Regions from separate parts of the Mus musculus genome. Here region 2 is linked to region 1. The links are chromatin loops, found by intact Hi-C in ENCODE. Cell type or tissue: gastrocnemius. All regions are shown on one strand. Each heading gives the region's core, and the rest is flanking DNA. Links, peaks and the distances in the headings are about the cores only.

Region 1 (4,396 bases), core at 207-4,206:
CCGGCCAGAATTTCTTTTCATTTGGTGACACCGAATAATAATAAGTAAGGCAATATCTACCATTACTGTATTTTTCCCTTTATTTAGACAGATGTTTTCATACTTTGGACACTGGCACTCCTTTGTCCAGCAGTTATTTTGACTCTGATTAGGATTCGTTGAGAAAGTGGGATTCCAGGACAAGGAATGATATATCCCTCAGCATAGGCAGAAGTCTTACAAATTTGTGGATTCTTAAAGCCTGCTCACCAGACATTATCCTAAGCAGACCTGGAAGTGTTCTGGAGCCTCTGAAACCTGTTCTGCTGATTGATTGGTAACTGCTGATTGGTAACTGCTGATTGGTAACTACTGATTGGTAACTGCTGATTGGTAACTAACTGCTGATTGGTAACTGCTGATTGGTAACTGCTGATTGGTAACTGCTGATTGGTAACTGCTGATTGGTAACTAACTGCTGATTGGTAACTGCTGATTGGTAACTGCTGATTGGTAACTGCTGATTGGTAACTGCTGGTTGGTAACTGCTGATTGGTAACTGCTGATTGGTAACTGCTGATTGGTAACTGCTGATTGGTAACTGCTGATTGGTAACTGCTGGTTGGTAACTGCTGATTGGTAACTGCTGATTGGTAACTGCTGATTGGTAACTGCTGGTTGGTAACTGCTGAATGAATCACCAACCCACCGAACCTGGGTTTGCTCTCGACTCTAATGCATGTTACCACAGCTCACCACAGCTCTTGTGGGCCTTGCTTGGAGGTTTTAGTGGTACCAGGATACAAAAATAATAATAAAATACTGTCTGGTGTATTTCTTTAATTACCTCCTTGATTTATTTACCTAATAGATTTAGCCACTGAGTTAAGCATAACTTACACATATGAAAGTGTAATGCCTTATAAATTCTCTACTCTGTGATGGTTAATCTTGTCAACTTGGTGAGATTTATAATTGCATAGGAGACAAACAGCTAGGTGTGTTGTGAGAGCATTTCAAGATAGGTTTAACTGAAGAGGGAAGACCCACCCTGAATGGGGGAGGCCTGGGGTCCTAGACTGGATAACACAGATCTCATTCATTCCCTTCTGCTTCCTGCTTGAGCACACTCCTATCCCAAGCTCTTGTTATGCCTTTCCCACCAGATGGGAGGTACCCACCAACCACCAGCCTACATCAACCCTTCCTTAAGTTGTTTATGTTACAGCAGTAACAAAGTAACTGATACAGTCTTAATGTTTAGGAAAATGAGTGACTTTGTTTTTACCTCTTCTCTCTGGTTTGTGTTTTTCTTAAGAGGTGTGCTGGTTAGCTAACGTGCTGGTTAGCTAACGGAGGGAGTGCCCTGGCCAAGTGACAGTCTGAGAGAGGCTTAATCCCTGGCAGCCTTCTTCTGTTTTGTTCTTTTTTTTAAAAAAATTAATTAATTTATTTATGTATATGAGCACACTGTAGCTGTCTTCAGACACACCAGATGAGGGCATCAGATCTCATTCATTACAGATGGTTGTGAGCCATCTTGTGATTGCTGGGAATTGAACTCAGGACCTCTGGAAGAGCAGTCAGTGCTCTTAACTGCTGAGCTATCTCCCCAGCCCACTTCTGTTCTTTGTGCCCAGTTGCCCTCTTCTTACCTGTAAGGCAGGATTCTCTCTTTGGATTCTTCTCTGTCGGCAGAAGCTTGGAAAGTTTATCATGCCAAAGAAATATAGTGTGAAGAAGGACCTTCTACTGCCCCCCCCCCACCCCCCAGGGTTTCTCTGTGTAGCCTTGGCTGTCCTGGAACTCACTCTGTAGATCAGGCTGGCCTCAAACTCAGAAATCCACCTGCCTCTGCCTCCCAAGTGCTGGGATTAAAGGCGTGTGCCACCACGCCTGGCCACTGTGGTCTTGATGCAGCCACTGGTCACATTATCATGACTGCGGCATATCTAGATAGGAGCTTCGGGTTCCAAGGAACTCCTGATTTAAAGCCAGACAACAAGGCAAAACAAGAGAGAATATTCATGTGGAACGTCAAGAAGTGCATTTGCCACCAAGTCCTTTTATGTCCCAGGACTTGTAAATTCCAGTTCGAGTATCTTTTAGCAGAGCTGTGTGTTACAGAGTAGACAGACCTTCCTGCTCTTCCCCATGGTGATCAATGAGAGAGGGGATAACAAGGTCACGGCACCCCCTCCCTGGGACTAGTGCAAGGGAAATAGTGTGCTTAGTGTCAGACCTGTGACCCTAGGGTAAGATAGTAGCCTTTCTGGGCCTCAGTTTCTTGTCTGTACCATGGGGACAATAATTTCTGCCTCACACTGTGGCTATGATTAATAATGGAGGATGTATGAAAATGCTTAGATTGGTGACTGGCATGACACAGGTGCTTGGCTTGGTTCTTTTCTCATCCCAGACCTTCAGTGGGGCTTACCACATTTAGGACAAAGTCAATCTCTCTCTTGACAACATCTCTGTTATTTGTTAAGCTGTTCCAATGGCCCAGTCAATGTACTAAGAGTTATGGTTCCCTGGTCAATTGACCTATCGTTATTAAATTGTGTTGGCTCTGCCCCTTGCTGCTGTTGTCGTTCTGCAGTGTATTGATTTACAGTCTTCTCCAGACCCTTCTCTTGTAGCTGTTGATACTAGTCTGGAGCACTAGATGGAGCCATTTTACTGTCAATGACTTTCACAGACACCCTGCTCTAAAGAGAAACCTGTATTGCCAGGCATGCATTGGTGTAAGAAGCCATCTACCCCAGACCATCAACAGAGTACCTTCACATCCTGTATCTCTTTCATTTATACCAGGGAGGATGCAAGGCTTCAAAATCACCCAGAAAGCTTCCAGCATTGATTTAGTTCTAGAATAAAAGACAGCAGGAAAAATATGGAGTACATTCAGAAGGAAGCCATACATTTGCCTGAAATTGGGCAATGGGAAGGCATAAGAAAAAGTCAAATCATCATGATTTACTAGATACTTCAAAGACAGGCAGGCAGTGCCGCAGTGGACTCTGGCAATGAAGGCTTTCTAGGGAAGTGTGTAGGCAGTTATTACTCTCTACTACAGAAGAGAACACAGGCAGAATTAATTGTGTGACCACAGGAGAGGTTGTCAGTTCTACAATCAGGAGTATGTAATATAATAAGGACAATTATAAGAGAGGTGTTAATGTTTATATTATGCAAGGCTTCAGCATGTCTGGCGTGGATTATTTCTCATCCAGATAGGAGACAGGAGTGCTTTCTCTTATTGTGATGTGTATCTTAAACTTGGCATGGCATAGGCTATGACAGTAATCCTGAGGCTCAGTAGCACAGGCTAGGACTGGATTTGACTTACTCAGCTCAACAGTGGTTTTTACAGTTATTTGTGTGTTTTGATAACATTAGGGATCCAGAGGAGGCACTAGCATTTTTGATTGGCTTCTGAAAATGCTTGTGTTGGTGTTGGGATGTAGCTCGGTGGTAGAGCGCTTGTGTGAAATGCCTCCGTAAGGGTCAGGCTAGAGGGAGGAAATGATCACAGACCCCTTTTTAGCATTTATTCTTTGAGCTTCCCTTTAATTCCTCATGATCTTTTAGGCTGTGGGTTTGCTTGTGTGCCTTATTTACTCTTGCAATATCTGGTAGATGAATAAGGTAAAGGGAGGTAGATTAGCTCACACCATTACATGTTCATGGTCGCATATCAAATCCACAGGGCAGTACCAGATTTCACCTTCTTCCCAGAGTCACCCAGCTTGTCTCATGAGTGGTTTCCCAGTTCCTTCCTGTCCTTTAGAGTCATCATCAGCCCTGGGTCTCAGCTCTATCTTGGAGGGTCCACGTGGCCTTTCAGGTTACTCTTGGCTCTGACAGATCTATATGGCTTAGAGAGTTCCAGTAAACCCTCACCTTTCCAAGGTGAGCTATAGACCCTGGACTAACACCTTTATTACAACCTTGTAATGGACTGTGAAACAGAGAACTTAACTAAGTCCTAACTGTATTCTTGCCCCAGAGAAACCAGGACACTTGAAAACCAGTGCTACTGCCTGCTTCATACCAGGTCATTACATCTTCCCTTAGAGCCTGTGTGTGCACAAACTGCTAGATACACCTGAGTTTGTGCTCCACTGCTCTGATATTTAACAGATTGTCGGGTATGGCTGTAGAGCAACTCTGAGACGTAGCCGGTTCTCCAGCATTCTCCAGCAGCATAATGTTAGAGACATCCTCCCTAGGACTTGGAGGGGGAATCTTGCCATATGTGGCTTCTAAATGACTCCATGTGATTCCTGACTCTTGATAATCACACCCTGGTGTGATTGCCTCTCACTGAGTGTGGAACAGACAGAGTGACTTGTGAATGACCAGTAGATTATGACAAGGGTGATGGGGGTGTTAGTACCATATTAGGGTGTGA
Region 2 (4,396 bases), core at 192-4,191, 1.6 Mb after region 1:
AACGCGTGCTCAAACAGAGGTTCTGTCTGAAGGGACTATTTGACTTCCAGAACATACTGTTTGGAGGCCCTGATTGAAAAGAAGGTCAATGCTAGCCCAAATATCTCTCTACCCCCTGAGGTGGAATAATTGATGTGCGGCAGCCCTTAAGGATGTGGAGTCACCAGGGTGATGGATGGATATACGTATATTATTCACACGTACATCTGCTAATACACAGGTCCCAGTGCAAACACCAGGACTTAAGAATATTATGTGGATTTAGGACAATCCCTGAAGGACTCCGGTTCCATTAAAATCTTGTTTTGGCAGCCTGGGGCAGATCCATTCCAACTCCCACACGCTTTATGCATTCAAAAGGGGGAACCAAACCACTTTAAAAATAAATTTAATAAATTTTTGTAATGTCAAGTTATTAACATCCTGTCTAGTCATACAATGTTCATATTTTTAAGAAGTAATATTAAAGCTGCAGAGATGTTAACCCTTCTAATAGCTGAATTATCATTTTTATTTCCATTGTGGTTTTTTTTAATTGCTTTATCTTGCCAAAGGAGATGAATCACACCCCTACAAACAAAAGGAAACCTTCGGGTTCCCCCTTCTTGTCACAGATTCACTAGCCAAAACACAGAATTTCAACTTCTTTAAGAAGATGTGAGCCATTCCTACCATACACTCTTAAGTACTCAAGGAAGATGTGCAAAAGTCGCCCAAATAGGAGAGTCTTCCTCGCCTACCACTGCTAATGTCACCTTCCCAAAAGTCATCCCATAGGTAAATGTTCTCCTGGTTAATATAAAAATCTGAAGTTTTTACTATATATACCAGATAAACTGATTCAAGTTCCCAAAATTCCATGTGATAAGATGTGAGTCCCTGGTCCTTAATCAATGCCCTCAGCCAGTCCTGTGCATGGCCCACAGAACGCAAGGCCTGTCTGCAAACTTTTCTTCAGTGCTCAGTACACCATAGCTCTGGATGTGCTGTGCTCAATAAGCTCACCACTTCTCTGATCATCTAGTTAAAAGCAGCCATTACTGTCTGAGAAAAAAGTAAGCTATAAGTTAGTAAACTGGGCACTAACGATATTCAAAATCATGAGAATTGTTACATATTATGGCCTAAGAGCCCTTAAACCAAGCAGGAAGGAAGTGCAGTTCTTCCTGACTGGGAAAAGTAACACGAGTCTCCTAGACACACAGAATGAACCATGAGAGCACTGGAATGTGGTTATGACCGTCACATGGCCAAAATGAGCCTCCCTCTCTGCCTATGCCCCCTCCATGTCACAAGCAAAGGCAAAATGCCCGAATGCTGTAGTTCCTGACAGACCCCACCACCACCACCACAGCAAACGACTCAGGCTGGGTGCTGAGTATTTCAGATAAACAGGAGAAATGGTACCATATCCTGCTAAACACTCAGCCACACTTTAAACTGATGGGAGCCAAGGGACAAGCAAATGGAACGTCAGAGCACTCAGAAAGCTGTAGCCTTGCTCCTGAGGCTGAAGGGGGTGGTGGGCAACTGGGCCCAACGCACGCTCTGGGCTTTGAAGTCTGGCTGACTGAGCCCTGTTCCTGAGGAGCACAGCCCCACGGCAGGCAGCTCCTGTTCTTGTGAAGGAAGCTCAACTTGCTTAGGCCATGGCTGTCCGTCATCTCAGCAGAGAAGGGGAAGCAGGAAAGGTGAGCGGCAGGTGAAAAACAAACTCTTGTGATCTCTTAACTTCAAGCAATGAAAAATGGAGCAGAGGTAGACACAGGAGGGCCAGCAAAAGACCAGCAGTCAGAAGTGTTTGGGAACGCTGGTTTTTCTTGGGGTAGAAATAAAGGCGATTGAATCAGAAATGAAGCACAGAGATCTAGATGGTGATGGGAGACGTGTGCGTCTGCATTTTCTGATCATTCTCCTAACCAGACACGTCCGGTCCTCTAGTTAAATCCAATTGTGTTTATGAAGATCCGGGCGAGGGCACAATAAAGATGGGACCTCGAGAACAAGTGGAGTCTGGTGCTCCTCTGCCACCTTGTGGCAGCCAACACAAATTGCAGGCACTAATACTAGGATGAACAAAGAGGGTCAAAAGGCTGTGCTTTTAAAGTCCACCTGTAAATGGGGACTCAGATTTCCCACGCACAAACACGGATCTGCCTCGGTTCTTATTACCTACAGTGAAAGCTGTTCCTAGAGGATGATAGAGGTTTTTTTTATTACATGGGGTCCCTGAGCTGCTGCTGCAGGCTGCCTGGAAAAGGACAAGAAGGTTGTCTGCCAGTGTTAGACTGAATATTCGTGGAGCACGGTTTGAAAAAAGAAAGCAGAAATAAGGAAGAAGCTAAAGTGCCCATCATGACAAGATTTAATTAAATAAGCCGGGGCATGTCCACGTGATCAAACACTAAGGAGCTGTGAGAATGTACCGGAGTTCTTTTGTATACAGATGGAAACAGGTCTGTGGAAGCACTTTACTGACTTATATCCAACACGGACTTGCAAGTGTGCTCGTCTCACATAAAAGGGCTCCACAGAACACAGAGCAGACTGCCTGGGCTGGTTAGTCGGCAGGGTGGAGGTCTGTGCTTTTCGCTTTATGCTGTCTCACGTTGTTTGCTTTTCTCACTGAGTGTAGCGTGATGTTTCTCTTTAACTAGACATTGAGTGAAAGGCAGGGGCTGAATCGCGCTTCCTCAGTCCACACTACACACTGCTACATCTGTGGAGTGATGATGTCCCAGTAGCTTGGTGTGCGCGCGCACACACACACACACACACACACACACACACACCTGGCAGTGCCTGGAGGCCCGGCTCATGCGGAGAAGCATTCATCCATCTACACACCTCCCTGCATCTGAGTCTTTCCCACACTCAGTTGGGTGTAGTTCAGGGTGCCATAGACCAGAACAGGGCAGACAAAAAGATGTTGTCTGACATTTCTGACTGAACATGAGCGAGTCTCAAAAGCAGCTCTTGGTGTGAACCCCTGATTCGCCCTGTAATCTGCTCCTGTCCCCCTCCCCCAACCCACTCCCACTCACCCAGTATTCCATTCCCACTGCTCTGATGTTCTTGGGTTTTTGTTTTGTTTTGTTTTGTTTTGTTTTGTTTTGTTTTGTTAGAGACAGGGTTTCTCTGTGTATCCCTGGCTGTCCTGGAACTCACTCTGTAGACCAGGCTGGCCTCGAACTCAGAAATCCGCCTGCCTCTGCCTCCTGAGTGCTGGGATTAAAGGCGTGTGCCACTACCGCCCGGCTTGCTCTGATGTTCTTAATCTCCGAATCCACCTACAAACTCTTTGATCTTAAACTCGACCCTCTATATCTAAGGTTTTAGCTTTGATTTTCATGCCTGGTTTTGCCAGGTGCAGAGGTCCAGCATGGCTTCCCAAGTCTGCCTAAGTACAGGCACAAATTGTTGAGATGTCCCTGTACGTTTGGAAGAGACTTCTTGATGGTTTCCTTTCGAGATATTTTCCATTCACGGCACAGACAAGGGACTGCTTCCTTTGGTATTTAAGAAATGCATGTAAATCCAGAAGTAGAATAGTAATGACCCAACAGAAGACCAGACACAGATAATGAGCAGACAGACCCAAGGAAAGAAATGCAAACGATGCCCCCAAACATGGAGAAGGTGACAACCCCACCCCAAATGCTGGAAGCACAGTGGTCATCCCTGCTAACCACCGCATGGACAAGGCTAAGCAGTGTGCAACAAGCTTCAACAGCAGACGGCAGTGGGCGTGCTCAGCACGGAGCACACACCGCATCGTCTCCAAAGACAATCTAGTAATAGATGAAAGTTTTGAACGTGTATAGCCTTTTTAGCCAGAAAGTCTGAATGTAAGGACATGCTCATACCAAACAAGATGATTAAGGTCTGAGCATGTGCACAGAAGCATCGTTGGAGATAGAAGACTACACATAACCTAAGGGTCTAGCATAAAGGATTGCTTAAAGAAAATCACAGAGTACCCCAGATGGAAATACTGTTAAAGCCATCCAAAGAGGATAAAGTTGTGTTATAGTTACTGCTTTTGATCTGTTGCTAGTTTAAGCTGGGCACAAAGCACCGCACATATGTGTAGCTGTTTTTAAATACTTGGGATAATCGTGTGATGATATCAAGAAAGAGCAGAGAGCTGGTGTCTGAGAGGACAGGAGGGAGGCCTCTCCTCAGACCTTTATACTGCCACCCACTTCGAGTAGTTTCTGCCATGTCTGCACACAGCCAGGCAAAAATCCATCATTTTTGAAGAATGATAACTGCTTGTCCGTAGTAGAACATCAAATACTCTATTCAAGCCAGTCCTCTACTGTGATCATTCAGCTAAACTATGCCAGCCTGGCCTTACCCCCATGGGACTTGTGACTGACTCCTGTCACTCTTC

What was found. Hi-C counts contacts between places; a loop is a spot of excess contacts. Peaks named below come from ENCODE experiments on the same cell type or tissue, not always from the same donor. Only the 100,000 strongest peaks of a DNase experiment are listed, where the experiment ranks them.
Region 2: it touches region 1 in a loop (5-fold over the local background); 22 of 42 quality-filtered maps call a loop at or near these places.

The regions. Positions count from the first base shown.
Region 1 is chr12:54,556,573-54,560,968 of GRCm38, reverse strand. No RefSeq gene overlaps it. Among named protein-coding and RNA genes, the nearest start is that of Gm40425, 8.9 kb to the right of the region's middle. In gastrocnemius, for the core only: a CTCF peak has its summit at 2,640 (motif pointing right); a DNase peak (open chromatin) is centred at 2,667.
Region 2 is chr12:52,916,756-52,921,151 of GRCm38, reverse strand. The region is part of intron 5 of Akap6 (A kinase (PRKA) anchor protein 6); the gene reads right to left. Among named protein-coding and RNA genes, the nearest start is that of Gm51971, 120 kb to the right of the region's middle. In gastrocnemius, for the core only: a CTCF peak has its summit at 2,037 (motif pointing left); a DNase peak (open chromatin) is centred at 2,021.